Regions from separate parts of the Mus musculus genome. Here all the other regions are linked to region 2. Evidence: chromatin loops called from intact Hi-C (ENCODE). Cell type or tissue: left cerebral cortex. All regions are shown on one strand.

Region 1 (8,000 bases), 61 kb after region 2:
GAAACCCAGGAAATGCTGGTATGGATGAGAGCGTAGGGTGGGGCGTCAGGGAGGGTGCCTGTGAGAAACCATGGGATGAGAAGCCCTGGGGTTCTCTGACAGCCAGTAACTGCTTCTTGCTCCCCACTGAGTCCCTTCCAAACTAGCCTTTCTCCATTTCCCCCTTCACAGCACCCTGTAAGTTTTCAGAAGTCAGCACACAGGAGGGCCAGTGTAGCCCTGCTCCCGTTGGTGGCGAAACCTTTAACCACGCTGGCTGCTCTGTTGTGGGACTGCCTGCCAGAGCTATTAATAGTATAGTGATATTTAATATTTAATAAGCAAAGACAGACTCTGTGGATGAGTCCCCCAGCACTGTGTGGCTTGCATGCATCCTGCTAGGGATGGGGAGAGTCCCCAAGGTCTGGGAGGGAGGAGGGAAGGAAGAGTACCATCCTTTGAGCATGCCAGGTTCATGTTCTTAGCACAGAAGCTAAGTGTGACAGGGACTCTGTCTGGGGCAGCCTGCCTCCCGGTGGGAAAGGCAGCAGCTGCTGGCATGCAAATCGCAGAGTTGGTGAGGGGAGCCTCTGCTGAAGGAGGACCCTCAGACCAGTCCTCTGAGGATACAAGCTTCCAGAAGACCTTCTCTGCTCTCTGCTGCCTTTCTGCTCCCAGGCCTGGCTTAGTTTCAGAAAGGCTAAGCAGGGGTCATGGTGTGTGGCTAGTGGTTTAGGGAGGAGGAGGAAGAGGAGGAGGAGGAGGAGGAGGAGGAGGAGGAGGAGGAAGAGGAAGAGGAAGAGGAAGAGGAGGAATAATTATGTGATGGCAGGGTGATGAGTGAGAGTCAGAAACCTGAGTACAAGATTGGGCCTCTTACCAACCTTCCATCAACTTCAGATGGAATCAAGCACATTGGAGGGTCTGAGATACAACAAAGGCAGCCGCAGGACACTTTCTTGGGAGGAACTGGTTTAAGTATCTCTAATTATGGAGAGACCCTAAGGAGCTAGTGAGGAGTACTAACCTTGGAGCAGGAGAAATGCCCTATAAAGCTAGGAAGTTGAATGGGTGGATCCTAGCTATGTCTTCACTATGACCTTTGGCCAACCTCTGGCCTCTTTCAGGCTACTTGTAAAATGAATGAGAATGTGCACATGCAGATGAACTGCAAATCACTACCATTTCTGGCCCAGGATTAGTGATGGCGAAGGAGTGAGTGATTTCCTTTTCCTATCAATGGTTCCTAGGAGACCTTTTGTAGGAGAGAGTAGAGAGATGTTTCTTCTTGTGAAGACTGCTTAGTGGATGTGCTGTGTACGAACCCGCTCCCCTCTGAGGTGCGACTGAATACATCACCCTCAACATACAGTTGGCCTACTTTTTGTGGTGTTGAGACTGATTGATGGGATAGTTAGCCTGATTACAGCCCATTACAGAGGCTCCTCAACATTTACCTAATGTTCTCAGCAGCCCCCGATGCTCATTACCTCGGTCCATTATTTCATTAGGAGTTTCCTGGTCCCTTTCAGTCCCTCTGGTGGCAGGCCCTCTCTCCTTGGCAGCTATTTCCCCACACCATCCTTATGACAGAATGGTGTCATTTCCTCTGCATCAACCCACGAGGACTCTAACAGGCCTTGAGACCTCGTGGACCCCATTCTGCTTCCTGGGTGACCCGGGCTTCTCTGAGGGAAGGCTCGTGACTTGGTTCTCTTCTCGCTGAGGCGTCTCTGTGAAGCCTGCTGGGGCCATGCCTGACCCACAGGCCATGCTGAAGTGTGCAAGCAGCTACAGCTCTGAGAAAGTTCTTCCCCTGCCCAGGGATTTCTCAGGAGCCCACTTCTGTTCTGAGGATAGTCTTCCACACTTGTTTCCTCCTCTTCCTGTGGAGCCCGGGGTCTGGCGGGTGCCCAAGCCTGGCTTCCTGTTTACTGACTGGGAGAGGTTGAGGGGGGCATGGGAAGGGCAACTCGAGCAGGCGTGTCCTTTTCTCTCTCCTACCAAGTTTAACTGCCCTGGGGAGCAGATGGTACCATCTTCTGGAACTTTGGCATTCCTGCGCCGCCCCTGATCACCACTTCTGTGTGGTTCTTATGTTCAGAGGAGAGACTGTGGATCTTGTGCTCTGTGTACTGTGCCCCAGACAAATAAAATGCACACCTCAGTTTCTCTGTGGGCCAAGTGACCAGGAAGCCCAGAGTTGGAGCTGCTGCTTACAGACTAGAATCCACCCAGACCCCGACCCTGCCTACCACCCAGCTTAGTCTTCTGGTCACAGTGGGGCTTCGGATGTCGCAGGAAGCCTGAGAGGTGCAGGCTGGCCAGGGACTAGCTATAAGCGGCAGGAAACAGCAGGGACTATGTGTTGGTGTCCATTGCTCAGAGCAATGGCTTCCCAACAACTGTGGGTAACTGGCTGTAGGACCAATGGCCCCATCCTCTGCCAGCACCAAAACCCATGATTATTGAAGCTCCTTACTTATTTGATAGCCAAGCATGGTGGCACGTTCCTGGAGTCTCCACAATCTGGAGGCTGAGGCAAGAGGATTGCTTGAGTACATGGGTTCTGTGTTGGCCTGGACGACATAAGCAGACCCTATCTCAAAGAAAAACAAAAACGGAAAGAAACTCAGAGTGGCATACAGGGCACACACACTTCTTTGCACTTGAAATCCTTGCCACGAGGAATGCAATGTACAAACCATGTAAACTGATATTTTGTTTGGTTGTCTTGATTTGGCTTGATTTTGAGACAATATCTTACTGTGTAAACCTGCTAACCTGAAACTCATAGAGATCTGCCTGCTTCTGCCTAAGTGATGGGATTAAAGGCATGTGCCACCATGCTGGGTATTTATGGTTATTATACTATACTGCTTAAGGAATAATGAGAAAAAGTCCATACATGTTTAGTCCAGACATTTTCTGTCTAATATTTTCAACAGAAGTTTGGTTGAATCAGCATATACAGAAATCACAAATTCACAGGGTCAACTCTGCAGGATTTCTGATAAGAGGAAACGTGGTCGCCCACCCTGGCTCCTCCTTACGCCTGACTCTTCCTTGAACAGTGAGAACCTGAAGGGCCACATTCTGCTCCAAGAAAGGAGCTGCCACAAAGTTCTGTCTTGCTCCCCTCTCCTGGATGGCCCCAGCAAGAATTATGTGAAACCCAATCTCTTTCATCCCATGAAGAGAGATTATCAGTGCTGTATGGTAATACACATCTGTGACCCCAACACTTGGGAGGCTGAAGTAGGATTGTGAATTTGAGACCAGCCTAATCCATGCAGTGAGACCTTCTGTCACAAAATAATAAAACAGTCAACAGAAACCAGATGTGGCCGTGCACACTTGTAATAATCCCCACTGCTCATGAGGCTGCAGCCCGCGTCAGCCCAGGCTGCACAATGAGAGGGTCAAGGTGAACCTGGACACATAGCAAAACCCTATCTAAACTTCCTAAAAAGTAGAGACGTGGAGGAAATCGTGTTGCTAAGTAACGGGAGTCCCTTATCCCTTACACTCCAACAACTACTCCTGCCTGTAAAGATGCAATCCTGAGCAGGGTATGGAAGAAAGCACCTGTAATCCCAGCACTTGGAGAGAGAGGGAGGGGGAGCCAGATGTCAAGAGCATCTGCAGATGCATAGTAAATCAGTCTAAGGGCGGCCTGGGATGCATGAAATCCTGTCTGAAGAGAAAGAAAAAGAAAAACACTCAAATCCTTCTGCCAACCTGCAAGGCCTCAGATAGTCCGCCTGCAGCCTTCCCACCCAGCTCACCCCAAGCCCCGCTGCTCCCGCCTCTGGCCGCGTCCCGCCTTGCCCGGCTTCCCGGGTTCTGCTTCCCTTGGCTGCAGGGCTTTTGCACAGACTTTTCTCTTGGAATGCTTTGTTCTGTACTTTCTGCCTTGTTTGGGTTAACTCCAACTCGTCTTCTAAGCTTGCTCGGGGTCTTCTCTTCCTGTGCTTCTCCCAGATGTGATTGAGAAATGTATGGATTATTGTTCTATTGCCATCAGGCCTTATGAAGTCTAAGTTCCATGAAGACAGAGACCATAAGTACCTGTCATGTAGTAGACTTTCACTGACTACCCGTTGAATGAATGAATGCATACATGAATGAATGAATACAAAATTCAATTCCTTAACTCCTTTACTTAGAAACCCATGCCATTCTGTCATAGTTAACATGCGCCCTGCTGCTAGTGAACATTTCCCAGATGTGCAGCATTCCACTTAACCTTTTCGACTCTGTGAAGGGGGTATCTGCTTAATCTACAGAGAGGGTGGCGAGACCTAAGGTCACCCAGCTAAGTGCCAGAGCCATATCAAACCCAGGTGTGCTGCCTTAGAACCCGGTCTCTTAACTGTAGTACCACACTGCCCCCTCTTGGCATGTCCCAGAGTTGCCACCGGCTTCTGGTTAATTTCAGCTGTGTAAATGAGTACTTGGCAGAGCCAGCTGTGGAGCCCAGCTGTGGAAGGACATGGCGATGGATTTCAACCTGGGCTGCTGCTGTTCTAAGGTCATGCATTTTCAGGGCCTGCTGCCCCATATGTTTTCCATGGACCCTTTGCCACCTCCAGGCTGTAATAGAGCATCTTGTTTAGAGACAAGAAGGACCAGCTGTTTGAATGACCTGTTCTGCAGTGTCCCGGGGAGTAAGCATGTGCTGATTAAGATCCTAATAAAGATAACTGAGAGGGAGATCAGGGTGTTTGTCTCTGTGATTTACTCACTAAAAACTGCACTCTGGAAATTAGCTTTAAGGCATTGCTGGGAAGCACAGACCTAGTGGGGGGGGGGGGGAATACCTCTTGATCTTGATTACAGTAAAGCTCGAGTTATTCGGCATGCTATGGCTTCTCTGGTGGCAGGGAAACCGGGGCTGACAAATACTTTAGACTAGAGGGGAGTGTGCAAATGGGAACTGAGTGGTGTAAAGATAACCCCAGCTTCTATTCGCTGACCATGGTGTAAATATTTTACATGCATTACTCCCTCTCATTCTAACAGCAGCCTTGCACCCATAAAAGGAATTAAGTATTTGGAAAATAACTTCAAAAGTTTTAGGACAGCTGTTCTTCCTGACTTCAAAACCAGAGCACCTCTGAAGCCAAGTTGGTGAGGACAGACAGCTGACGGTGGAGCACTGGTCCTGTTGTTAGAAATTTGATTAAACTAGAAAAAGAGGCAAACATATTCTTTTATTAGTCATTAGGATCACAAGTTCAAGGCCAGAGTGGAATATGTGCTGAGCTACTGCCTTAAAAAGTGAACACAAATATATATATAATTGTATAATATATGTATATGTAAATATGTATATAATTGTATAATGTATCGTTAAAGTAGTTGCAATAAACATTATAATAGCTGCAATATTATCATAGTGAAAAGAAATTTTAAAAAGCAAAGAAGCTAAGTATGATGGTATATGCCTTTAATCCTAGCACTCAGGATACAGAGACAGGAGAATTTCTGTGACTTTGAGGCCAGTCTGGTCTACATATTGAGTTCCAGGGCTGCCAAGAATACACAGAGAAACTGTTTCAAGCCCCATTACCACCACCACTACAAAAACCAAACCAAACCAAACCAAAATAAAGAACAAAATAAAAACAAAAAACCAAAGTGCCGAAGCCTTCAGTAGTGGAGACTGATTAAGTAAATCATGGGACATTCTTCCCACAGCATATATAGGAAGTCTTTTATAAGGAGAAGGTGGGGTATACTTGGTAGCTCATACATATAGTTCTAGCATTTGGAAGGCCAAGGCAGGAAGATCAGGAGTTTGGGGCCAGCCTTAGCGACATAATGACTTCAATACTAGCCTGAGATCCATGGGACTCTGTTAGTTTTTTGGTTTTCGTTTTTTAAATCAGCAGCTAGATGAGCTGATTCAGCAGGTAAAGGCTTGGGCTTCAGGACCCTGGTGACTGTAGTTTGACCCCACAACGAAGATGAAAGCGAAGAACCAGTTCTACAGGGTCATCCTCTGGCCGCCGCCCATGTACTGGGTCATGTGTGTCCACACACATCACACATAGTAATAGTTAATGGCTTTTAGATGAAAAGATGCTTATAATCTATTTCCCCTGCCATAAAGAGCATGTAACATAAAAGTTGCCATCATAAGATGCATATGAAGTGTGGGTAGTCTGAGTTTGAAGCTGTATCTGTAAGCATACATTTTAAAGTCTGGCAGTAGAAAGCAGCAGCAGTTCTAATCACATGAGAACCTGCACTTTCTTCATTTTTCACCTTTGCCTGGAATCTGTTATGATAAATCAACTTACCTTATATTTTATTATCCCTTTTTCTTTTTTTAGTCAGTTCTTTTTTTAAGATTTTATTATTATACACAAGTACACTGTAGCTGTCTTCAGACGCACCTGAAGAGGGTGTCAGATATCATTATGGGTGGTTGTGAGCCACCATGTGGTTGCTGGGATTTGAACTCAGCACCTTTGGAAGAGCTGTCAGTGCTCTTACCCGCTGAGCCATCTCACCAGCCCTTATTCCTTTTTCTAATTGTGTAACAAATGCAAAAAAGTATATATACTCTTTCCTTTAGCATATACCTACACAGGCAATAGAGGTTTTGTTTCCTCACCCACATATGTTTGGAATCAGGTATTGTGTGGACACGTTGGTTAGATGCACGGAGGATGGAAATGTCACCTCACATATCGGCTGCTCCCCTGGCCGGGCGCCCTCAGCTTTCACCTCACATCTCCCTTCCTTCTCTAATTCTTCAGCACTCTCTGGCTGTGAGGAGACTAGGCATTTCTTTGGAAATAAAAGGCTCATCATTAAACAGAAATATCCCTGCCTCTTAAGTCCCTGTTGGCAGGGCTCCCACAGCCTCACCTTCACCAGCAAAGAGAAGTGAGGAGGAGATTCTGTTGTCACCCCCCCAGCTTGTTACACCCATGGTCACACATGTTTGGGTGTTCTCCCTCCTGTTCATGTTCTCAGAACAGCCTTTTCATGTGGCAAAGTAGGAAAGGGCCCAGGAAACTTGTTAACTAGTCTTGGCTCATAGCCTACATGGGAGCTTCTCAGCCTTATTTTTTCTCTGCAAAATTGGAATAAATAATAGATGCTACTTCTGTGTCTTATGATTGTCAGAGATTAAATGAGAAAATAAGGGAAAAGCTTAGAAAACATAAGTTGCAATACAAACATAAGTGCGTATATTTTTCTGAGTGTAATCTTTTCAGACTTGTATTATGCTCTTATGTCTACACACATGCTTCTCATCTGCTTACTATGGGATAACAGTTTAATAGGAAAATAAGAGAGATTGGGAATCTTGAAAGGCCACTTCTTAAAAACAACCTAAAGAGGGTTGGAGAGATGGCTGACTCAACAGTTAAGAACCGACTGCTCTTCCAGAGGACCCAGGTTCAATTCCTAGTACTCACATGGCAACTCACAACTGGCTGTAACTCCAATTCCAGGGGATCCTACAACCTCTTTTGGTCTCTGAGGGCAGGCAGGCATGTATGCTGTGCCCAGAAATACACTCAGTCAAAACATCTATCCGTAGAAAATAAAAGTGTAAAGGCCTGGGGAGGAAGAGTGGCTGTCTGCTTCATCTCCTGTGTCGTTTGTTTCCCCAGGGAGCATGTGTCACTTTTTTAAGTTAAGGAAGCCAATACACATTTTCTAATGGCTTAAAATAATTTAGTCAAACTAGAAATAGTCATCGGAAGTCACCCACACAGAGGGGTGACAGCTGGGGCAGAGAGAACAAAGGATTTAGAAAGATAAGCAATTGGGGAAACAGCTTGATGGGCAAATTGGGACCGCATTGTTCAACTTTTGAATGTCAGGTCAGTGCATTTGTACATGGTGGAAGCCACTGAAGGGTCCTGGGCAAAGGGGTAATGTAATGAGTAATTTGATTCTCAGAACAGTTTTAAGAGTAATGAATGTGGATGAGAAAGTTCCAAGCCTTGCAAGCCTGGAGGCTTGATTTCAATCCTGTGACTCCAAGTAAAGAT
Region 2 (8,000 bases):
TTGGTTATCCTTCCTTTTCTCTTCTTTTTTGGGGGGAGGGGAAGGAAGAATTGAGATTGGGTTTCTCTGTCTAGCCCTGGCTATCCTGGAACTTTCTCTGTAGACTAGGCTGGCCTTAAACTCACAGAGATCTGCCTGCTTCTGTCTTCCCAAGTTCTGGCATTAACGGTGCGCACCACCACCAGCTTCCTTTTCTGTTTTTGCTCTGTATCTAAAGCCAGGAAACTGTGTCTGAAGGATGTGACATGTCCCAAATATATATCCCTATCCTTCCTGTGCTGGAGAGTTTTATGTCAATGTGACATAAGCTAAAGTCATCTGAGAGGAGAGAATCTCAATTTAGAAAATGTCTCCATAAGATCAGGCTGTAGGCAGACCTGTAGGGCATTTCCTTAATTAGTGATTGATGTGGGAGGGCTAAGCCCAGTGTAAGTGGTGTCATCCCTGGGCTGGTGGTCCTGGATTCCATAAGAAAGCAGGCTGAGCAAGCCATGATGAGAAAGCCAGTAAGCAGCGCCCCTCCATGGCCTCTGCATCAGCTCCTGCCTTTGGGTTCCTGCCCTGCTTGAGTTCCTGTCCTGACTTCCTTCAGTGATGAACTGTGATGTGGAAGCATAAGCCAGACAAACCCTTCCCTCCCCAAGCTGCTTTGGTTCTGGTTTCTGACAGCAATAGTAACCCTAACTGAGACACTGCCTAATTTTTCTGTGGCTGAGTCTCAGAATAAAAACCTAAGAAATTCAGGGGAAAGAAAGCTGAAGAGGCCTGGCCTGTGCCTCCTGGGATCAAACTCAGCAGTGAAGCTGAGTTCTCATTCAGTGTTTCAATTCAGGCAATTTTGTTTCTCCCTGTGGGTTTCTATTTGGGAACTTCCAGAGACTGTAATGGAGGCTGGCGAGACTGGCTGTTCCTCCCAGTGACCTGTCTACAGCCAGGGTGCTGCCCCAGCTTGCACTTCTTCCATGGAGCACTCGTCTAAGAACATAGGACATCCCAGGTGACCTCAGAAGCCAATGCCTCGGCTGGCCCTGCTTAGGCCTGAAGCAGGTACTGTAATCAATAGTCACCTGAAAGTTGGCTGAACTGAGCTGGTGACACCAGCATAGAACCCTGCCCCAGCCTGGCTTCTGTGGAGACCCCCCCCCCCACACCCGGTTTTGCTCAGGCCCTCTGAGGGACCTGCAGGGAAGTTAGGAGACAGAACAAGAAGGTGGCAATGACTGGCCTGAGTGTGTAAACGTTCCTGCAGCACACAGGGCTCTTCTCATGCAGGCCTCCTGAGATGGAGGCCTGGCTGGTTGTCAGTCTTGCCATGTCACTAATGAGGAGACAAGGGCACAGAGAAGTGATCCTCCAGAGGGAGCTCTCTAGCTGCCTGTGGGTACCACTGGGGCTGTGCCTCCAAAGACCAAGGAGGGACAAAGAAACCTTTCCTGGATGAGTACTTGCCCAGAGGAGGCTGGAGCCTGCCAAGTTGAGGCATTCTTCATGGAAGGCATTACCTTTCTCTGACTAAGGATACTTCCCATGGATGGCCTCCAGAGGACGTTGCTTCTAACCCTGCCTAGAAGATGGGCTGCGATGTTCCAGAGTGTCTCCTCCCGCCTGCAGAGGCTCCTACACTCTCACCTCAGCCTCAAGCAGAGAGCCTGGGCCTCACATGGGGGTCCACACCCACTCCTGGGAAGGCCTACCCAACTTTCAGGCTCTGTTCCAGGCCCAGTAGCTGCAGTGTGCATGGGGGGGGGGTGTTCTAATTCCCTGCCAGAGGGGGAGGGTGCTCCCATTTGGCAGCAGCCCACCTTCAGGAGTAGGGACACAAAGCAGGCATTTAGGGCATCCTCAAAGGCGGCTCAGACCACAGAACTGGGAGCAGCTCCAAGGGCTCCTCCCTGAGAGGAATGACAAACACCAACTCCTCCAGACCCCCTCCCCCTGGAGCCCTACCCTGGTCAAAGAACTGATGAGCCATCTAAGAGGCAGTGACCAGGAGCTTGCGAGCCTGCCAGCCAGCAGCAGCTTGAAGAACGGAAGGGTTTTCCTGTTCACAGACGTGAATCCTCCCAGCCAGAGAACAAGCTGTTAGCATTAGGGAGCTGTGCCTGGCTCGCTATGTAGGGCCCTTCCCATTAGGAACAGGGACAGTCCAGCGCAGTGGTGGGTGTTCCTGCTTGGCCCAAATAGCAGGAAGGAACAGCAAGTTGCATATACAGTCAACAGCCCGCGCTGCCTCCTACTTCCAGCATACCCCAGCCGGGCCAGGAACACAGGTAACTGTGATCTCCAGTGGCTCAGTGACAGAAGGATAAACTTCAAACACTCACCTTTCCTCACCCTTACCCTGCCTCAGACCTGGTCAGGAAGGCCAGGCAAGGAAGCAGAGAGAGGGCCTCCATCCCACTCTCCATCTTTCCTTAGCACACCTGCACCAGGTCCCCCAGTCTCTAGCCTCAGGCCTGCAATCCCTTCCTGTATGAGACATATCCCTGCCCTTCCAGAATTCCTTCAGTTGTTTCCTTCTTGAAATGGCTTACCATGTCCTCTGAGGGATGACCCAGCCATATCATTCCTGCCTACAGACTTGGCCTATGCTGGCCCCTCTGCTGCAAAGCTTGCCCCTTCGTTCTTTGAGGGTCAGTTAGCATATTCAGTTGTACTCTTTTAACCGGCATTAATTCCCCATATGAAAGTGGGGTCTTCCCATTAGACCAGTGGTTCTCAACCTGTGGGTCGTGACCCCTTCTGAGTGTCCAATGACCCTTTTACAGGGGTCACCTAAGAGCATTGGTAAATACAACATTTATATTACAATTTGTAACAGTAGCAAAATTACAGTTATAACTTAGAAACAGAAATAATTTTATGGCTGGCGGTCGCCACACATGAGGACCCGTAATGAGGGATCATAGCATCAGGAAGGTTGAGAAGCACAGCATTAGACTGTGAGTGCTCTCCGAGGGCCAGTGACTACATCCTGCTTCTCTCTGGATTTCTCACACCTGGCTCAAAGCTCTGACCAGACTAGGAACTTAGTGTCTGATATTTGCATGAGCAAACAAATGAATGGGAAGATCACTTACAGGAGCCGTGTCCCACTGCAAAAAGATCCTTGTACTTTGGATTCCTGCAAAAGAAATGTGAACTCGTCGACACTGGAAACAGACATGGCCTTCCCATGGTCATGAGCTTTCTTTCCCATGGGCACTGGTGACTAACTGCTTTGCAGACATCCACTGTCTAGCTTAGACTCCTACCATGGTAGACATTAGATGATCCTGCAACCCAAAAAGGATCCAGGTCCTATTTCCCCCTACTGTGTCCCATGTCACACTCAAGATGTAAAGTGGAAGAAGAGTCTTGTGGCTCAAGATTTGGCACGCAGCGGGTGCTCTGGGGCACTAGTTTTGCTGCAATATCTGTACTCACCAGCAGAGGGCGGTGACTGCCAGGCGCTTGGCTTTGTCATTTTGAAACTTCCAGAGAGGCAGCAGCGTACCCTCCTGGTCCCTGTATTCATCAGCAGTATCCTCATAGTACTTAAAATCTTCAACGCAAATAGACACAGTCAGCCAGGGACTGCCACTTTGTAGCAAATCGATACCTCTTTGGGAAATACAATGAACCTCTTTGTGTTTGGGGCTGGGGATAACAGCAGTACCTATCTCAGAGGACCACTGTGAGACTACAGGTTGAGTTTAATACATGCAAAGTATCTAGAAAAATGCCAAGCACATAATTCTCTCTGTATATTAGCTGGTGGGGCAGGGCCTACAGTAAAGCATCCCTATGTGCGTGCACAGAATCCCAGGCTGCATCCCTCATCCTTGTGAGCCTCCTCAGTGCTTCAGATCAGAGCAACCAGATTTCAAGGGTTCAGCTGCCAGAGGCTGATTAATAGTTCTATTCATTCTGCATCCTAGATCCCTAAAATACCGTCTGAGTTTATACTCACTGTCAAGCCTCACTGCAATGGGCACCTGGACACACCTCCATGGGTTCCCAAAGCTCCGCTTCATCTGTGAAGCTGTGTCTGCCTTCCATCACTGCTAGGCTGCCAGAAGCAGCTCCTTCCCATTCACCTAAACTGTGGAGCTGGGGAATCCTTGGCTGACCTCTTTCTACCTTGTCTTATATTTTCCTCCTGTCTTTTTTAATCTTTTTTTTTTAAACCCATAGCTACTACCTACCTAGGTCAAGATCCCCAAGTCCATCACCTGACTATCATATTCTTCAGCTGGTCTCCCTGCGTCCTCCCATAACTCTTTGTCAGTCCACACTTCAGGGGAAGGGGGAGGAGGAAGGGGAGGGGGGAAGGGAGGGGGAGGGGGAGAGATGAATTTGTGCCCGGTAGCCAGAGGGCCTGTAACCTAACATCACTTTATCACCCAAACTGGACGGGAACATCTGGGCTCAAGTGATCCTCCAGCCTCAGCCTTCTAAGTACGTACCTAGTGCTACAGGTATGTGCTAGTACACTTTTGGTTTTTTTACTACATAGCTCAGGCTGGCCTGGAGCTCACGGCAATCCTCCTGTATCAGCCACCTGAATATGGCTTTTTTGAGAAGACTTAATTTCTTTGTCTCTTCCAGTCCTCTCTCTCCTCTACTGAGACATGTCATTCCTTTGCCTGATTTCCATGTCACACATGTCCTAGAGAGCAGGACATACGTCATATCCATCCCTCTGTCTCCAATGCATGGGACAGGAACAGCCACAGAGCAGAGACAAAGTTCTTTCAAAGAATTCAAGGAAATAAAACAGCATTCGGGAAATGGTTCTGTCTTCTTTCAGGTAGGATGGCCAACTAGAAGAGACTCTCTAATTCTACACAGTCTGGGACAGGCCCAATCATTGCCTGATCCCTCCCACAGTGCCCCATACCCTGATGTAAAATCAAACCTCAAAACTGTCTTGGAACCATAAATAAATAAATAAAAAATTTAAAAATGAGTGGTCAGGAAAGTGTGAGCCTTGATCACATCAAGATTCCTAAGCTCGAGTGAACTTTGAAAATCCCTCATTTCAGTGTGGGGATTAATTGGTAACACTTCTCTATTTTTATTTCTTTTTTCATGATTACACTTTCCCAAAGGGAAAACATGGTGCAATGAAAAGAATCAAAGTTCAATGCATTTTTATGTGACTGTGTTCTTATAAATGAAAGCTGTTCACAAGGCCAATTTCTCCATGGATATTAATCAGGTTTGCAGCCCTGTGGTGGGCCACTTGCAGAGGCTGGGTCTCAGGAAGGGGAGTCGTGTGAGTGACAGATCCTTTCACGGCCGCTGTGCACTTTGACAGCTTTGAAAAGCACTCAAGGTCGTTCTCCAGCCTGAATGATAACGAGGGGGCTTGTTTAGGCTGCTGGTCTTGGCAGCCTTAGTTTTTGTGTCCCATGAGTGTGCAATGAGCATCAAGTCACCAAGAAGGGCCTGAGGCTGTCAGCAAAGGAGCCCAGCCAGCAACATGGCATTGCCAACTCCTGGGAGGCAGCTGCTCCACATAAATGCACAGCCTCTTAGGGAAGTACAAGCCACTTGGGCATCGGCTGCTCACACCATGGGAAGGGCTCCGTTTCCTTGGCACTGTCAGAGACGCCAGAATTCCCAGGCCCCTGGCATTGAAGCATTCTGAATCTGTTTCTATCTTCACCTCCTTGCTAACTGATCGCTAGGACAGATCTACTGCGTGTGTTCCTTTGAGAGGCCTCCTCCAGCCCAGCGGCTCTGTAGGCTGGAGGTGAAGTGCTTATCAACAGATCTACCAAGGAGCCTGAGTTCCAGGCCCCACCCCTCGTACCTACCACTGGCTGTGATTTTGTTCAAGTAGCAATATAATTAGGTTGGGTTTCTCATCTGTAAAATGGGGATGATAATGTTATTCATGTCAGAGTAGAGCTGTGTGGAAAACAGAGAATGCTATGTCCAAATGTACAGCACAGAGCCTGGCACACAGGCCCTTCCCAGTGAGCTGCGGTGCCTGGTTTTCCACGATTACATCTCTCCCTTTGTTCTGTCCCTCGTGCAACGGTCTGCCCAGCACAGAGAAGCCTGTCCCACCCCATACCTTTACCTCTGTTCCTCAACTCTGCCCCCCTCTACTCTCACTGGGCGTTGCTCGGCCTAGCACCTAGCTCGTGTCAATGCCTCTCAACTGCCTATGGAGAAGGCCCCAGCTGCCTCTTTAGCCTGAATTCCCACTATTTCCCAACAGCTCCTGTTCGCATCCTTGAGCCTCTGCTTCTTTCTCTGAAGAGTCAATTCCTACTCATTCTTGCCACCAAGTCACTGTCTGCTCCTGTCACCGTCTGCTCAGAAGACCCTCTCTCTGCACCCTCCCACAGACCCTGCCTATCCCCTGCCACCTAGTCCAGTACTCCCTAAGCCCTTCAAGGCCTTCCCCACACATCCCATATTTAGCCTTTTATCCTTCTTATCCTCCTCTTCCTCCTCTTCTTCCTCCTCCTCCTCCTCTAACTCCTCCTCTTATTCCCCCTCCTCCTCTAACTCCTCCTCTTCTTCCTCCTCCTCCTCTAACTCCTCCTCTTCCTCCTCCTCCTCCTCCTCTTCTTCCTCCTCCTCCTCTTCTTCCTCCTCCTCCTCCTTCTCTAACTCCTCCTCTTCTTCCTCCTTCTTCTCTTCCTCCTCCTTCTTTTTCTTGAGACAGGATTCTTTGTGTCACCCTCACTGTCCTGGAACTAGCTTTGTAAACCAGGCTGGCCTCAAACTCAGAGATCCATCTGCCTCTGCCTCCCAAGTGCTGGGACTGAAGGTATGGGCCACCAGGGCCTTGCTATTTTTCTCTTCTTCTGGGGGCCCCTGAGCAGTTCCTCTCCTGTGAATTCTAGTGTCAGCATCTCCAAGCCAACTGGGTGGGGACGCGGGCACCAGCTCAAGACCTAATCCTGGCTTCTCTTTGCTTCTCACTGGCCAGGCAGCTTTGGCCTCTGCTGCTCATATGTGAAGGCAGAGCAATCGTCTCTGCCCTGCTGCTCCCGAGGACTGCTGAGAAGGTGGCATCGGGTTACTATTCTGAGGCTCATTCTGGCCACATGTCAGATCAGATCACTGCACTGGCTGTTTACACACCGCCATTCACTGTGGACTGGCAAGGTCTTCAGTGACAGTCACAGCAGGAAGGAAGGTGGTGGCTTTTGTTTTGTTTTTATTTCCCCTTTACTATAGGACTGACTATAGTGGAACACTCAAGCATTAGACTTTGGTGAAGAATTTTAACTACTAGTTCCCAGACTGGTGTGTTGGCGCAGCAGTTAAGAGCAGTTGCAAAGGATGTGGGTTTGGTTCCCAGTACCCCTAAGGCAGCTTACAGGTGTCTGAGGCTCCAGTCCCAGGAGATCTGTGCCCTCTTCTGGCCTGAGTGGGCATGGCACATATGCATGGCAGATTCAGACAAAAAGGTATGTGCATGCACACGCACACACACACTTAAAAATAATGAAAACTGCTATCCCCTTAAATCTTACCTTGAGCAACATCATCATACGTATTTTGGTTGACCATTCGCTCCACGATTTTAGCAGCTTGGGTCACTTTGGTGATATCATCACTCTATGGAATATAGAAACCCTCGTTAGTGCCTGGTAAGGTCTGGCCCTGAGCCAGAACCCAGATTCACAACTGGCTCAGCAATAGAACCATGTGGTTAACTATCCCAGATGGCTCAGAAATGGCTCACAGCTAAATCTACCAGGCACCAAACACACCACATAGGAGGAGCCCTTTCCTCAAGGGTGCACAAGGGCCAAAGAAGACATATCTGGTCCATGGATAAAGTTGCCTCTCACTCTTCCATCTGGAGGTTGGGAAAAAGCATCTCTCTGAGCTCAAGAAAAGGCATTGAACAGAGTCCAGGAATCTGGGGGTGGGGGTGAGGGACAGGGCAGAACACTCAAGTACTTGTTAGCGGCTTTTCAGTGGGAACGGGAGGGGAATCAGGGAATGACAGATTCCCACATAAGGCCTCGGGGATCTTCCAGCCC
Region 3 (8,000 bases), 91 kb after region 2:
ACTGAGAGGCCACTTGGGCCTCGGCTTAGTTTAGGCCACTGACGGCCGGCTTTTCCAGTGTGTGGTTTGAAAGGGGCCTGCCAAGGAGCTGTGCAGAGCACGGGAGGATGAAGATTAGGAAGTGACCTGAGACGCAGACACTGCTATCTACCCCGCTGCCACACAGGGTGCCCTTCTCACCTTACCCGTGGCTAAGGGGTGAAGACAGAGGCAGAGTGGTAGGCCCAGGTTCTTCCCTCAGGAATTTGAAAGTCACTATGGCAGCCCAGTCCACCCAGGAACAGACAGGGTCAGAATTTCCCTCCTAAACCTCCTGGCTGTTTCCTTCTCACCATGGTAACAAGCAGAACGGTAAAGCAGCTCATGCCGGCCGCCTCGTTTCTGTTTTGTCTTCGTGTGTATGATGTGTGTACATCCTCGTTCATGTGAGCACACTTGTGAGAGATGGTCAGAGGACAACTTGGAACAGTGTCAGTCCTGGCAGCCGACTGCTTCTTATTGTTCACCACTGCATAGACCAAGCTAGCTAGGCTGTGAACTGCTGCAGAGTTCTGTGTTTCTGCCTCCACCTCACACCAGAGACACTTGGGGATTACAGACACTCAGTGTTCCTGGCTGATCTGAGCTCTAGTGATTTGAACTCTGGGGTCCTCATGCTTGCACAGCAAACGCTTTAGTCACCGAGCCGCTTCTCTAGGCCTTACTTCACTTTAAATGGGTCAGCAGGAGCTACACAGATCCCTGGACCTGATACAGCGGGCCAGCCCTGGAGCATTCTATCTGCCTGTCTGTCTGCTTTCTGTATCTTCAAGGACAGAACAAGGGTCCTCTGCAGTCTTCATACCTTAGATTGGCCACTCTGAAGTCCCCAGCTAAAGACGGCAGGATCTCTATTGCACTGGTCATCATGGTATTTAACTCAGAAACTCACAGTCAGAGTGCAGAAAATGAGTTTCAGTGACCAGCCAGCCACCATGGAGCCCCTTCATCACTACCCCACAATGCCCGGAGACCATGAGGAAGATAGGATTCTAAAGATTCCTGTGTCCTTGGGTTCTTTGGAGTCCTTTGGGTCAGGAAATACCAGACCAAAATGTGTCCTCTGGACTCACAAACTCACACAGCTGGGCTTACCTGCAAAAGCCCTATGTTGATCAAGTCAGTCAACATTCTAGCTTGAAGGGGGAGGGGCTCATGGTCCTGCATCCCTAACTGAGGGGTTATGGGTAATCCATAGCTTCTGGGACGGGGAGAGAGTCAGTTTTCTTTAAAAGTGTGCCTACTGGTGGGTCCCACTCCAGTGGACAGTACCATACCCAGAAGTATAAGATTAGCACAAACTGAATTCTTGGGTTAGTTTTTTTATTTTTTTAAAGAAAAAAAAAGTTAAAAAAGAAAGAAAGAAAGAAAAAGAAAGAGAGAGAGAGAGAGGAAAAGGGACAGAAATTTGAGGAGTGGGGAGGAAAGGGAGGACCTGAGAGGAGTCAGGGGAGGAGTAGGGATGAATAGGATCAAAATACTCTGTATGAAATTTGAGAAGAATAAAAACTTTTCAAATTTTCTTTTACTTGTATGTGCATTTTGCCTGTATGCATGCATACGCACCACATGTGTGCCTGGCGCCACAGGCATCAGACGGCTTTGGATCGGAAGGCTCTGGACCTCCCTGTAGGTATTAGGAAGCGAACCTAGGTCTTCTGCAAGAACTCAACTGCTAAGCCAAACCTACTGGCCTGAGTATAAAAACATTGAAAATGAGAGTTTTTCATTCTAAGAGAAGCTCATCTTTAGCTCCCTTTATAATTGTGAATCTGACAATTATGAAAAATATTAAAAATATCTTTGTTTATGTCAGAAAAAGGATTGCAACTAAACTCATATGCCTGCATATAATAGAGAAATGATTGTAAACCAGTTTCAAATGTAGATGCAAGTGGTGTGTAACCTGAATAAAATCTTTTGTCCCCCCCATTAAAAAGGAGGTGCTTGTCACAGATGGCATAGACAGGGGCCCTCGTACATCGAGGGCATTTTGGAGAGATAGCAGGGCTAGCTAAGGACTCTGGGAAGCACGGGGTCTGGCCCAGAGCTGGAGGCTATTGAGAGATAGTGCAGGGGAGAGTGCAAAGGTTGCACAAGCAGAATGAAAGCCTGCCTGTCCTCCCTGTCACCTGCATCACGTGTCCTGCTTTCAGGACAGCACAAAGCCACGTGGTCCGCTGGTTTGTCAGGTCCGTCTTCTCAGGCACCATTCCCATCCATCGGGAGACACTGCTTAGAGCTCATCTGAGAACTTCAGAAGTCCTCACTCGACTTTTTTCCCCTTCTTTTTAGTCTTGAGTCCTTGCTTAGATTGGCCAGTTGGTCGTCTAGACCCTGCAAAGATGAAACAGAGAAAGAAGGGCTCTCTGGAGTACCTGCTCTGACCTCGATCCACCTGCAAGCTCAGAGGAACTTGACAGACTCTTCTCTAAAACAGCTTGTACCAGCCTTTGTAGAGGGAGCCCTGTGGGTTTCAGGCAAGGTTTTCTGGAGCAGCCTAGCTTACTTGGGATTCTTGTTGGTCGGGAGTAGGACATCGTCTCCTCTCTTCTACAGCACATAGTAGACCCGTCCTCTCCCTCCCTGAATGCTGGCTGGCCTGCTGCTAGCGTAAATGCTCCCAGAAACCCAGAGGGCAGATGAGAAGGTTTGCTTCAGGGTTGAGAGCAACCCCTGGAGTCACATGCTTGCCTGTCTTCTCTGCTTCCCCCCCACAGGATCCAGCCGCAGCCTCTATCTCAGACCGAGACTGTGACGCCCGGGAGGGTGAGTCCGTAGCCATGAATTACAAACCATCCCCGCTCCAAGTGAAGCTGGGTGAGTGTGTCGGGGATGAGGGAGATGTGGGGAGTGAAGAAGGTGCTCTTGGATTGGGTTGACAGCAAGGTGCTACAGTTGAAGTGGCTCAGGCTGGACGATCCCAACCTCCAAGTAAGTCATCCGCACTCCCAGGCACCGCAGAGAACCCAAGACAGCACTGGATAGGGCCAGCCAAAAGGAGCCTGCCTCCAAAGATAGGGCAGCTGCTGCTATGTGTGAGGGACAGATTCAGGGCCAGGGTGACTTCTGTCCAGGGAGGCTGTCCCTTCCTTAGAACCCCAGCACCCATTTCCTTTCCAAGTATTGCATTATCCTTGTCTTAGGGTGGGTCCCATGTCCACTGACTGCTGTGAGATCGCCTGACCCCCGCAGCTGCCCAGAGCTCCAGTGACTCCAGGTCTGACCCCACCCGCTGCTGAGCACCGCCCCTCTCCCTTCATGGACCAAAATCTCACAGATCCAAGGCTGCTGAAGACAATAGCAGACTCCCACCAAAGAGTTGATTTCCTGAAGAGAAATTATAACATGCCACACACAAGACAGATATGACAGTCAGATACAGTCGTCACTGTCCTTAGTTCTTCTCAGAACTCAGGCTCTATCTGCCCACCAAAAACCTCATTCCTCAGCTAAGATGGAGCCTCTTATCTCTTATCAGGCTCCCCTGCATATCGAGCTATCAGGATTCTTTCCCACAGAGCCTGTGCCTTTAGGGAATTCAAAAAAATAAAACAGGTCTTGCAGTTCTCCTTCTAGCGCACACCCAGGCAGCCCCCTGGTTGATTTTCTAAACACAACAGCAGCTCTTTTGATGGACTTGCTTGCCTTCCTAGGACATTCTATTCAAAGTACAGCTACTTTTGTTTATTGTTGTTTTAATGCAACAATAAAAGTATTTTAAATGCATACAAGTTCTGTACTCTCTCCACAGGCAACCATTCCAGGTTCTTGTAGCTTCATTTTGTACTTGAGCACAAGAGCGGCATTACATTGTGCACATTTTGTGAGCCTTGCTCCCTCCCCTGGATGATGTCCTACAGAGAATGGCTTCATTCTTTTAAATGGTTGCATAGTAGTCCGTAGTTTGAGCCTTGTCAGCTTATTGTCTCCGTTTGTTTTCATGATTTCAAACAAAGTTAGCATGCTGTTAAAATAGCATTTTTATTTCCTTCACCATAGAATTGCCACCAAAACTCATGGACATTCACAACTTGTCTCACTTAAGATAAAGAAAATCACCAAGAAATGTAAGGCAAAGTGCACCCCCTAGAGGCTTGATATGGTAATGGCAGTTGCTGTCTGCTGAAGAGCCTGGAAAACTAAAATAGAGGCAGAGAGGTTAGAGGGTAGGAGACAGCGCTTCAAAGACTTGGAAATCAGAGATCATTTTCAAGTGACTCACGGGTGCTGTGACGGCTCCTCCCACCCTTACACGAAGAAGTCACACACCCACACCTGCCACCATGTTTCTGCCACAGAGCAAGCCTTTCTCCTTCGTCATGGCTTTACTTGACATTAGTAAGAAAGAGTGGCTGAGCCTCCTTCCAGGCAGCTCTCCGGAGTCGCACGTACCACGTAGTAAGTCAGCAGATGTCCAGCCCCACAAGTGCAGGGGCTCTGAGCCCCTGGAAAGATTGCAGACTGGGCTCCTCAGCCTCCTGCCCAATCCTGCCCACAGCCCCTTTCTGCCCCTCCTGCTAAGGAAACCCTTAGTAGCTCCTTTTCCGTCCCCATTAATCCCAAAGTGCCTCAGCCCCATGGCCAAGGCCTTTGCACTCTGAGGGGTTTGGTTGCTTTCTTTTGTTTCTTGAGATGGGGGTCTCTGTGCATGCTCTGAGTTTATAACTACTGGAAGCTTTCCATCCCTGTGGTATAGTACTTGATGCATAATTGCGATTCTAGTGTTTGTTCAGTGAATAATTAACTGATGAATGGCTCCTTTCCCAAGTTCACCTCTTTATTACCTCATCTCCCTCCGTTCCGTTCACGCCCGCAGCTATGTCCTCTTGGGTTGCTTTTGTACATACTTTCCTCAGGGAAGGCCTCTCTGACTGCTCCAGCCTTCTGTGTTCATCTCTTCCTCTCTAGCCATTCCTTGACATCAAGCACAGGCCGGCTGCCTGACATAGTAACTGTGGTTCCCACAGGGTAGGGTCAGCCTCCTCTTTTCAGCTGTCTGTCCACCTCAGTTATGCATGTCCACCGAGCGTCAGGTGCCTGGCGGTCCGTGGGATCACTACAGAAGTACGCGTCTGCAGGAAAGGCCCAGATCAGGTCGCCCCCAGCAGCAGGGCCTGGCAGCCGCTGGGCAGGACACAGCTTCTTTCCCGTGTTCTCCGCAGAGAAGCAACGGGAGCTGGCCCGGAAGGGTTCCCTGAAGAACGGCAGCATGGGCAGCCCTGTCAACCAGCAACCCAAGAAGAACAACGTCATGGCCCGGACGAGGTAGGGGTCCTCTCTGCCCCACTGGGACCTCACCAGTCAACACCTACCATTGCTGGTCTCCACCCTCTCCCTCCTCAGGGGAATGGGGGAGATGACAGTGAGGGGGAGGACCTAATGTCCTGTTTATATGCTCTGGCTGACGGTTGTCACTCCAACTCCCCACTCTTTACCCAGGCTGGTCGTCCCTAATAAAGGCTACTCCTCGCTGGACCAGAGCCCTGATGAGAAGCCACTGGTAGCTCTTGACACAGACAGGTGTGTATGGGGTCTGGGGGCAGCTAGGCAAGCCACATGATGCTGTGTGAGCTCGGATGGCTTGTAACAGGCCACACCTGTCACACTGCCACAAGGGCTGTGTTCTTCAGCCACCAACTCTCCATGGGTAAAGTCTCCCAAGGGGGTGGGTTTTGGCTTCGTGGTGGTGGTGGTGGTTGTTTTAAAGGATTGTTCAGAGAGAGGCCTGGGGGCCAGCACAGTTTGCTGTGTGCTGAGACAGCTGCTGCCCCACGATGGACTGATATCTCTAGACAGCCTAATGGAATGCCTGATGCCAGTCCCCTTCTCAGGGAAGAACCCTATGCCAGGGTAGCATCTGGCTAGCCATAGACTTTTGGAAAATCCGAACAGCCAGGGGGATTTGAACCTAGGGGGAGAAAAATTAAAACAGCCTGAGGACGAGCGGAAAGAGTGGTAGCAGTTCTCTCCAGAAGGAACTTAAGAAGCCACACCATTTAAAGGTCGAGCTAGGAAACCTGCCTTAGCAAACATATATTTGCATACTAAGCACGGGTTATTTAAATCATACTGTTGGGAGGGGGCGGGTATAGCAAAGACGCAGAGCGTTTTCTGTTTAATCTCTCTAAATTACTCACTCTTCTCTCTCGCTCTTCTCATGGCCAGCGACGATGACTTTGACATGTCCAGATACTCTTCCTCTGGCTACTCCTCTGCCGAGGTGAGGCTCCACCCCTTGCCTCCACAAACCACGGGAGCCAGACTACCTTTACCAGGCAGCCAGGCAGTGGGCGGGGGTGGGTGGGGTGTTGTTCCTAAGGGGCAGAAGAAAGGCACGTGGGGCAGAATCCTGTGGAGGAGGGGCTCCGCGTTAGGCTGGGCCTGGGCTGGGAGAATTTGGGAAGAAATCACTAACCTGAATTACAGCGAGCCCGGGGTTATTAAAGAGGGGCTCTAAAATAGAACAGGTGTGAAATGCGGGCAGACACCTTACAGGAGTTGACCTGAAATCGGGCAAACCCTGAAACGAATCAAGAGTAAAGATGAGAAGTTGACCTTGGACTAGGCAGGGGCCTGTATATGGCAGGGCCTTAGGAAAACTTGTCTGGAGGAAGGGAGACCAGAGCCAGGCTCAGACCTGGCATGAGATGGGGCTGTTCTGTGGTCTTGGGGTGATAGCGGCAGCTCCAGCCCAGGGTGATGCCCTTCCAGCTGACACGAACCTTTTCTACAGCAGATCAACCAAGATTTGAACATCCAGCTGCTGAAAGATGGCTACCGGTTAGACGAGATCCCCGACGACGAGGACCTAGATCTCATCCCCCCCAAGTCTGTGAACCCCACCTGCATGTGTTGTCAGGCCACTTCCTCCACCGCCTGCCACATTCAGTAGTGGGCGGGGTCGCCGCGGTGCACGGGGCGCTGACCTGGGCCCGGTGGGATGCAGCAGGAGAGACCCCTACCCTGCTGGTCCACTGGTCCCCAGCCCCGCGCCTCTTAGAGCCGCCAACCTCGTAACAGTCATTGCTTCCTCCTATGGTAGGACGTGTACCTCTGTGTGTTCAAGGAGCCGGAGAAACCAAAACCGGGTCTGTCTCCAGCCCCGGGGCTGAGGAGGGGTGGGCACTGTTTGTTCGGTTACTTGGGGGGAACCACACCCAAGCACCCTGCCACCTCTCCTATAGCTGCAGTCAGGGGGGCAGCACTGAAGGCCAGGAGGCCAAATGTAAGCGTTGGGTGAAGGGATCACAGGGCCGGAAGGTTGGCCCCAGCCAGTGAAGCCATGAATCCCCCCCAAGCCCGGCTTGGAAAGGAAGGAAAGGGGTTTTGAGAAGAAAAGGATCCAAGCAATGGGGGCAGTTCTCACACCTCAGAGCCCCTCTCCCCAAACCCTGTGCCAGCCCATATACCTATTTGTGTTTTCCCCTCATCTCCAGATGGGAAGCCTGGCAGCGCTGTCCAAAGGGATACTGTCTCTCCATTAGATAACTCCTTCCACTGTCTCCCTCCCCCGCTTTCTTACTTTCTGAGGGTTGGGAAGGTAAGATGGGCCTTAGAGAGAAGCCAGGTTTGGGGATGGTATGACCTGTTCTCACCGGTCTCTAACCAGTGCATCTGTCTCTCTGCCTCATCCCCACACCGCCCTGCCACCCCCAGTCTTCTGTCTATTGGTTCCAGGCTGGAAGCAAGAGATAAGGCTGGCCTCCTGTGCCCCATTGCCATTTCACCCTAGCTCAAAGTCCAGGAGCCAGGCTTCCAGAAAGGCTCTTCAAGAGCAAGCTTAAGGAAATACAGTGAGCCAAGTGGCTGTATGATATGGTATGGTATGGTATGGTATGGTATGGTATGGTATGCACATGTGTGTGCATGTGTGTGTGCCTGTGTGTGTGCGTGTGCGTGTGTGTATGTGTGTGCGTGTGTGTGTGTGTGTGTTGTACCCGAGTGTGTGTTGAGCCTAT

What was found. Peaks named below come from ENCODE experiments on the same cell type or tissue, not always from the same donor. Only the 100,000 strongest peaks of a DNase experiment are listed, where the experiment ranks them.
Region 1: it touches region 2 in a loop (9-fold over the local background); 24 of 42 quality-filtered maps call a loop at or near these places.
Region 3: it touches region 2 in a loop (7-fold over the local background); 18 of 42 quality-filtered maps call a loop at or near these places.

Annotation. Positions count from the first base shown.
Region 1 is chr4:41,549,069-41,557,068 of GRCm38, reverse strand. All of the region lies in intron 1 of Fam219a (family with sequence similarity 219, member A), which reads left to right. Among named protein-coding and RNA genes, the nearest start is that of Fam219a, 16 kb to the left of the region's middle. In left cerebral cortex, CTCF peaks have their summits at 1,489 and 4,388 (motif pointing left); a DNase peak (open chromatin) is centred at 4,383; H3K27ac peaks cover 499 bases.
Region 2 is chr4:41,609,774-41,617,773 of GRCm38, reverse strand. Dnaic1 (dynein, axonemal, intermediate chain 1) reads right to left here. Exons shown (of 20, transcript NM_175138.4): 10 at 7,485-7,569; 11 at 3,427-3,544; 12 at 3,081-3,124. Among named protein-coding and RNA genes, the nearest start is that of Enho, 27 kb to the left of the region's middle. In left cerebral cortex, CTCF peaks have their summits at 1,361 (motif pointing right), 3,433 (motif pointing right) and 7,376 (motif pointing left); DNase peaks (open chromatin) are centred at 1,431, 1,911, 3,441 and 7,850; H3K27ac peaks cover 1,384 bases.
Region 3 is chr4:41,519,174-41,527,173 of GRCm38, reverse strand. Fam219a (family with sequence similarity 219, member A) reads left to right here. Exons shown (of 6, transcript NM_001159583.2): 2 at 2,760-2,808; 3 at 5,205-5,307; 4 at 5,482-5,562; 5 at 6,208-6,262; 6 at 6,776-8,000. The coding sequence ends at 6,934. It overlaps Gm12404 (a long non-coding RNA gene), which reads right to left and starts at 6,802. Exons shown (of 3, transcript XR_001784270.2): 1 at 6,680-6,802; 2 at 6,458-6,562; 3 at 6,123-6,356. In left cerebral cortex, a CTCF peak has its summit at 4,136 (motif pointing left); DNase peaks (open chromatin) are centred at 4,184 and 6,134.